Regions from separate parts of the Homo sapiens genome. Here all the other regions are linked to region 1. Evidence: chromatin loops called from intact Hi-C (ENCODE). Cell type or tissue: B cell. All regions are shown on one strand. Region 1 overlaps ITGA4 (integrin subunit alpha 4). Region 2 has its middle 35 kb from the start of NEUROD1. Region 3 has its middle 47 kb from the start of LINC01934.

What was found. A loop is a pair of places that touch in the nucleus more often than their neighbours do. Peaks named below come from ENCODE experiments on the same cell type or tissue, not always from the same donor. Only the 100,000 strongest peaks of a DNase experiment are listed, where the experiment ranks them.
Region 2: it touches region 1 in a loop (18-fold over the local background); 21 of 110 quality-filtered maps call a loop at or near these places.
Region 3: a loop joins it to region 1, with 13 times the contacts of the local background. A loop is called at or near these places in 33 of 110 quality-filtered maps.

The regions. Positions count from the first base shown.
Region 1 is chr2:181,465,510-181,468,009 of GRCh38, forward strand. All of the region lies in intron 2 of ITGA4 (integrin subunit alpha 4), which reads left to right. Among named protein-coding and RNA genes, the nearest start is that of ITGA4, 9.4 kb to the left of the region's middle. In B cell, CTCF peaks have their summits at 1,340 (motif pointing left) and 1,544; DNase peaks (open chromatin) are centred at 1,322 and 1,822; H3K27ac peaks cover 2,291 bases.
Region 2 is chr2:181,714,198-181,716,697 of GRCh38, forward strand. No RefSeq gene overlaps it. Among named protein-coding and RNA genes, the nearest start is that of NEUROD1, 35 kb to the left of the region's middle. RefSeq lists an enhancer at 909-958. In B cell, CTCF peaks have their summits at 1,053 (motif pointing left) and 1,252; a DNase peak (open chromatin) is centred at 1,024.
Region 3 is chr2:181,075,998-181,078,497 of GRCh38, forward strand. No RefSeq gene overlaps it. Among named protein-coding and RNA genes, the nearest start is that of LINC01934, 47 kb to the right of the region's middle. In B cell, CTCF peaks have their summits at 1,306 (motif pointing right) and 1,505; a DNase peak (open chromatin) is centred at 1,334.

The sequences.
Region 1 (2,500 bases):
TTTTCTGTTTACATTTTTGTATTTTCTTGTTTCAAAGATAGACAAAGTGGCATCCACACATTAGTGATTGTTTTTCAAATGAATTTTTAAATCCAAGAGATTAATTGAAAACCATGGAGGTTCAGAATTTTCTTTCCTTATTTTCTAATGTTAGAGGTTTAAATATGCTCTTTTAATAGGTTGTTTCAGAATAGTATAGGTTTATTCAAAATGTCCATAGTTGAAAATAATGGAAAAGTACTAACAACTAATTGTCTGGCAGCATCAGATGGTGGTTGATAGTGTGAGTTTTAATCCCTTCCTTCCCCACTTACAAGTGGTGTGACCTTGGGCAAGTGCTTAGTCATCCCTTGTTTCAGATTCTGCATCCATAAAATTGGGATGATAATAGTATTGTCTACTTCATAGGGATGTTATGAAAAGTGAGTTAATACATGTCTTTGCATGTATTAAAACTGTGGTACGTAGTAAGCATGCAATAAGTATTAGTAATTAGAGACTAACTTTCCCTCTTTAAATTATGCTTACAAAATGTATCAGCTGGGGCACATTTTTCAGCTTTAGTTATTAAAAAGACTTGCGTACGTTTTCTGTGGGATTTTGAAGAAGTCCTGGCAGAGACCCCAAACCTAAAATCAAACCCAGAAGTGACCTAGTTGTTAGAGTTCTGAGGCCTCATGATGACTCAGGATCAGCCCAGATTTATAAAATTGCAACCATAAAGCTTGGCACTACTCTCTGGGGACATTTACCTCTTGAACTCTTTCTAAATAGAATAGAATAAGATAAAAAAAAATAGCTGAAATAACTGGCTTTTTCAGGACTACAATTATATAAACTGTTTCTCACATAAATTGAGCATGATTATTGGCCATTGTGAGATTTTATTTAGGCAATATGAAAAGATGACATTTAAACACATTTTTTTAAAAAAACATACTTTGAGAATGGTTTCCAACTTTGATGTTTTGCTCTTTTGACTCTTATTCTCCACTAGACTAGCTGGAGGAAAAGAGTTCTAGAAGTTTGGTACTTTTATGTCCTGTATCACCTCTAAAACCCAAGGATATTTTACTTTCCATCACCCAAAATTATTTTTATTGTAGAATTCATAAACATCATTATCTTTTAGAAACATTGCCACCAGGTTTAACTAGATGTGTGAAAAGAGTACATAGTTTAATATAGTCAATTATTATATGAATTAGTATTAATGGATTTAGTAAGTATTAGGACTTAAAAGGAAAAACTAAATTAAGGGGCCATTTTAATTAAAAAGCTAAAGACTGCTGATCAATTCTTGCAGCATTGTGAGCGCCCTCTGCTGGCTCAGTTCAAAGCACCATAATGCACGTACCCTGAGGAGCAGAGGCATTGATTATTTATTGACCACCTACTAGGTGCCAGGCATTCTTGCATACACAAGCATAAGTTTTCTGTCATCCTCATAGCCCTGCAATGGTAAATTTTGTCATGTTCTCATATTTGAATTGATTTTCTCACTTTTAATATATTTTTCCTAATCTGAAGTTATGTGAGTGAAGGGATTATATACTTTAATTATTGCTTTTATAAAAAATATCTTGAATGAATGACTCTTTATAAAATATGGAATTGGAACAAGGGTCATTCATGTTTTAGGATTAAGAAAAACTTTAGAGTGGAACAATTTGAAATGTATGGGTTTTGTCTTACAATGGAATAGAGCTTCAGCTTAAAAAAAAAAGACAGTTGGTGGAAGGTAAGGGCTTTTACTGCTTTTCTGAAACTTCACATCACATCATGAGTTTTGAAAGATCAGGTAAGTATATATGTTGTCTTAGTAGCCAGAAAGCCAGACTGAGAGCCCCAGTCAAATGTCTGAATTGGTGGGGAAGTGACAGTACGATGACGCAGGTAGATAAAGCAGGCATTTACTTGCATTAGAAAGTCCCAAGCTCTCCTAGCCAAAAAGTATTTCACTAGCACTGTCAAAAGTTATATAGAAAGAAGACCTTAGAGTCTGACCTTTTCCCTGGTCCTTCTTTCTTTAGTGGAAATGCCAAAATACTGAGAACCATTCTAAATGGAGGAAAAGAGCAGGGCAAGATAGGGAACAAGTAAGTGACCTTTTTCTTGAACAAGTGAAAGTCGATTGTACAGTCTGTGGGCATATTTGCTATATTTTATATATTTTCAGCTAAAAGCTTCAGAAAGTGGAATAGATTTCAGTTAATTCATATGTCTGGAATATTTCTAGAGTTCTATGCTATAGAGTGAAATAACTTAGAGATCAAAGATGCTATTTTTTAATTCTAATCTTTCCACTTACGGATTTGGGCAAGTTATTTGATTCCTTTAAGACTCAATTTTCTCTTCTGTAGGGTAGGATTAATAATACAGCAATCCTCTGCTACTACTGTGGGTGTAAAATGAGTTAATGTGTATGATTACAGTTCCCCAATAATGATATGCCACATATATTTTATGAGCCAGGTTATATGCTGCATTGCATGTGCAG
Region 2 (2,500 bases), 250 kb after region 1:
CTATGGAGTCGTAGAGTGGTGGGTCCTAATGTGCTCTAGTGAACTCTTTCTATTAAGAAATAATGTTCTCATTGAGATCTACAATGTGAACCAGAATTAGATAGATGGAGGTGTGGTGGCTATGCCTATAGAAGAGGAGTAAATTGCAGCTGCTGCTGGAGCACAAGCAGGATCAGGAAAAATAAACAATCCTGATGTGAACATACTAGGAACTGGAAAGAAATCTTATGACCGAAGTTAAACAACAAGTGGGGTAGTTGTTGTTGCAAGATGAAGCTAGAAAACTGGGAGACAGCTAGATTCTAAAAAAGGCTTGTAGACTACAAGAGTGTGGATTTTACTTGAAAGCACTAGGGAGCCATAGAAGATTGTAAATGGGTGGGGGGGTGCATTACATGATCAGGTCTATCTTTCTGAAAGATCACTCTAGATGAAGAGAGCAGATTGAGAGGAGCAAGCTGTGTGAAAGGGGAAACAGTTAACCTACTCGTGCAATACTGCAGGGAGGAGGTAATGGTGCTGTTGAACTTTACTGGTAGCAGTGGGAATGGACAGAGACAGACATGGACACAACTGAGACATTTAGGGATTAGAACAGATAGGACTGGGAGATTGATTGGGATGTGGAGTTTCTGGTACGGAAGGTTAAAATAGAAAGAAGGATCAAAGACGTCATTCAAATTTCTGACTTCGACCACTTGATGGATGGCTACAAATAGGGAACAAAGGAGAAAGTACAAGATTAGAGATGGAATTTGGCTTTCAGAAAATGCCACTGATGTACCTCAGAACAGCAATGACTGTATTTGTTTTCCGTAATTCCTTCTCCTAACTGAAAATTTAAAGATAATTGAATCAAATTGTTCCTTGGGTGACTTAGTTTTATATCTATACTTAACACAGGAATATCATTTCAAGGTGGCATTTCCTACAGATCTTCCCATAAGTCTGTGTATGTTCCTTAGACAGTGGTTTCAGAAATCACCAAATGATACAGGTAGAAAACATAGCTAAGCACGTGGCGCCATCTTCAGGACAGTTTGTTAAAAGCTTATAAACCAACCAGACTGAAAGGCAAGTTTCTCACAACAGAACACTGACTGACTCCATCTTGTTTGGTAATAAGGAGCTGAAAAAAATGTTTCTGCCAGCTCCAATTGTGTGACCAAACTCTTTGTCTTCATGAGAACTGTAGTTTATCACAGGATATAGAAAAGATGGTAGCAGATTTTTCTTCAAAATCCTTCCAGTTTGAAAGTGTCTGTGAGCTGGAAAATGAGCTTTTGCTGTGGAGGAGACAAGAAACTATGGCACCATCCCTTCAGGTTTTTTGCCTTGGTATTCAGATTCTCTGGTGATTTTCCCATTTTAGATATTTATGTTCTGTTCTTTACTAGGTGCTTCATTAAATATGTGGTCAAGTGGAATTTAACTTATAAGCATTCACAATGCTTTACAAATGCATGAATATAAAAAGTAGGGGGGAAAACATTTGTCAGATTTTGTACCCAAGGTTTTGGTTCAGGGAAAGCAGTCTTATAGATTTATACAGTCTCCATTTTAAAAATAAAAGGTTGTTAATAAGAAATCAATAGTAGACCCATAGCTAACCACATAAGAAAGACAAATAGAGCTTACTAGATGACTTTTATTTTTCAAATCCTCTCAGCTTGTAATTATTCTATTTGAGTAAGCTCCACCTTTTCTTTGTGCAGAGTTGGGCTATAAAGACACACACATATACATGTGTTTGTCATAATGTATCTGCCACCTTTCTGTGCTGGATGTGGTGTTTAACCTACACTGAGCATTTGGCATGGCCTCGCTGAATAACTGGGAGGTAAACTGCTTGGCTTTTACATGGAGGCAAATGCTTTCTACCATCTTGCAGCATTCACTCACAAATGGGCTTTCTTTCTAAACTTTTCTCATTAGAATGTATGCCTTGGGTTGAGGAATCTTAAATCCCAGAGTTCCTTTCAATCCTGAAAGAGGTAACATGTTAAGCTAAATTCCATTTCTGTATAAACTGAGGCCCTGGCCGCCCCATCAATGATGGGTTTGGGTTTCCTAGAGTCTGAATGGGGCTTATGACAGGTGGGCAGAAAGAGGGTATACACAGAAGGTATAGTATCTTATAGTAATTACGTGTTTACAACAGACCAGGTGCTTTACATGGGTTATTTCACGTAATCCTCATAACAACCTATGGACACTTTTTAAATGAATGAGTATTTTTAATATCTGTATTTTACAGATCAGGAAACAAAAACAGAGAATGAAATAATTTGCCCAAGGTCTTACACTCTCCTTTAAAGTAAACTTATAGAAATGAATTCTAACTCAGGCATTCACCCTCTAAACCCGACAAGCTTGATAGAAACCTCAAACTACCCTTAAATTGAAAATATCCTTATGGCACAGACCTGAAATAAACCTCCAATCAAGAATCAAGCCAATAATTCAGTAGAAGATTCAGAGAGCAAAAGATTTGGAACTG
Region 3 (2,500 bases), 390 kb before region 1:
GACATAATTGAAAGAGTGAATTAAAGAATTTAGCATTCTGGGTGTGGCAGGAACAACGTCATACACATTCTTCGCGAGAAAAATCATACATTTCCTAGTTCTCGAGGATTTCTTTTAGTTCCATGTTTCCTCCAGGCCAACAGTAAGATGTTTTCACTTTTCTTTCTTTCTTTCTTTCTTTTTTTTTTTTTTTTTCAGAAGAGGTGTGGTGGAAAGGTCTTCCAGAACCAGAGGCTAAGCACACAGCAGTACAAATATAAATTCTTTATTCCAGCTTCCAGAATTCCTCCTCTTCAGCCTTGCCTGCTCACTGGAATAATGAAGCAATTAAACAGTGGTGTAAAGAAGTTCCATCCAGTGGTTGAAGTTCAATAGAAAACAAGGAAATAGGCTGATGTATATCAAATACACCATCGGCACTCTGAGTCCTTCCCAGGTTCCCTAAAGGGGGAGGAGGGGACACCGTTTTAGATTTAATTTGTACTGTACCTGATATGATATGATTGTGATAATTTTCCAATGAATAATTGTTAATCTTACCTAATTAAAATAATTATATGTTAAATAAAATATGCAGATGTTAAATTGACTTCCTCCTGGGGCCACTTAGCATTTATTTCTTGTTACCTGTGGAAGGACAGAAAGCAAACACAGAAGCCATGTTTTTACTGATGCTGCTGCATTGGGAAAGCCCAGGGTAATAGAAACATTTTGTTTTATATTTTTATTCCAAAGTAAATACAGTATATTAAATGAGCAGGTTTAAATAAATGCTTAGTGACATGCCATATAGCTTACATATATGCTTAAAGGAGCTTTCCTTCTGGAATTAATAAAATTCTAACCACAAGGAGGTGCAGAAGTTAATTCAAGGGATGTAGTGGAAACCCTGGAAGGCTTGCCTCCTATGTCCCCTTCCCTCATTTCTCCTCCCCTCCCCTTCCTTCTTCCTTTCTTCCCTCCACCGTTGCCTGCATTCACTATAAAAAGTAAATAGGAAGTGAGCACATAATTACATGTTGCTCCTTTAGATTCTGAATTAGTGGGATATTTTTTGGGATCTCTCAAACCACAACATGAAACAGTTTTTCACCACTCCCACCTCTAATATTCCGTCTTTTTATGTTTTGTGAATTGGCGAGTGTTTCTAATTGAACAAGCAAAACTTAAGTATACAAGAAATGTACATTTATTTAATCTTTTAAAAATCTTTTTCTTGATGCCTTGCATAAAAAACAAAAAGGTGCTTTTTCTTTCTGCCCCATCAGAACTGTGGTTATTTTTGGGTGTGTGATATCCTTTCACACACCATAAATCTCCACTAGATGTCAGTGTGTCACTAAATGAAAACAGTTTAGCATGCTCTCCAGACTTGTTCTTGAAACGTACTGGAAAGGTAAACTCATTTATAGTTTTTAACCAGAATGATACAGAGATGTTTTAGTAGGACAAGTTAGTAATAAGTGGTATTTATCCTAATGAATATTAATAACAAATGAAATCTTCTGCTTAAAAAATCCAGTATCTTTCATCTGAGGATGTTGAAATGCTTATGAATATTCTTGCTTTTTTGCCATCATATCCACAAAGAATTAGAATGCTAATAAGATCTTCCTTTTACAGTAGACTTAACCTGAATTGCATGGGGCAAAAACGATAGGACCAAGATGAATCACAGTCGATGTATGGTGGAACCAGACTGGTACTTCTTTCATTGCAGACCCTACTCTACCTAGATAATGCTGCCTTTCCTTTGGTGTTTATGGTGTACTTAGATGCAGATGTCCTTTGAAGAAGTCTGTCATTTGTATTAATGCCTTCCTTATTCAATAAGCTCAACAAGAGTGGAATAAGAACGATGAGATAGTTGGTTAAGTTACTGTGGGGACGTTTATACCAGAAAACTTAAAAAGCAAAGTGTATACAGGAAAAAGTACTAAAATTACTTGTGCAAAAGACATTTGATAATAACTTTAAATTGTTTTATGCAGATTTGAGAATCTGCATTCATAATTTTAAGATTTTATAATGATTGCATAAAAATAATGCTAAGCAACCAAGAAGATAACAATATTTTACATATACTCTTTTAGGGACAGTGAACTCAAACTAAAGAGAGCCTCGTATTAGTTCATTTACTCAAGTGGAGAAGGAAGGAAAGGAAGTTGTAATTTGGTCTGATGGTTGAAACTCTTAGGTCTATGAGGATTATGGTGTAAGTTTTACACTGTATAATTTCCTTAAAGAGAAGTCTGCATAAATTCTTTATATTAGGCCTTAACTAGTGATTTCCTCTAAATTGTATGAATACACAGGTTACAACTATGTAAAAAGTATGTTTGTGAATAAAGATTAAGAGAATACATAGAAAAAAAGGTTAGAGAATAACCTTTCTAAAAAGGTTGGAAAATAAAGATTAAGAGAATACACAGAAAAAAAGGAACTATGGGTAAATATAATTTCCTCTTTATTTGGCAATATTGTTTTTATAAATATAAAG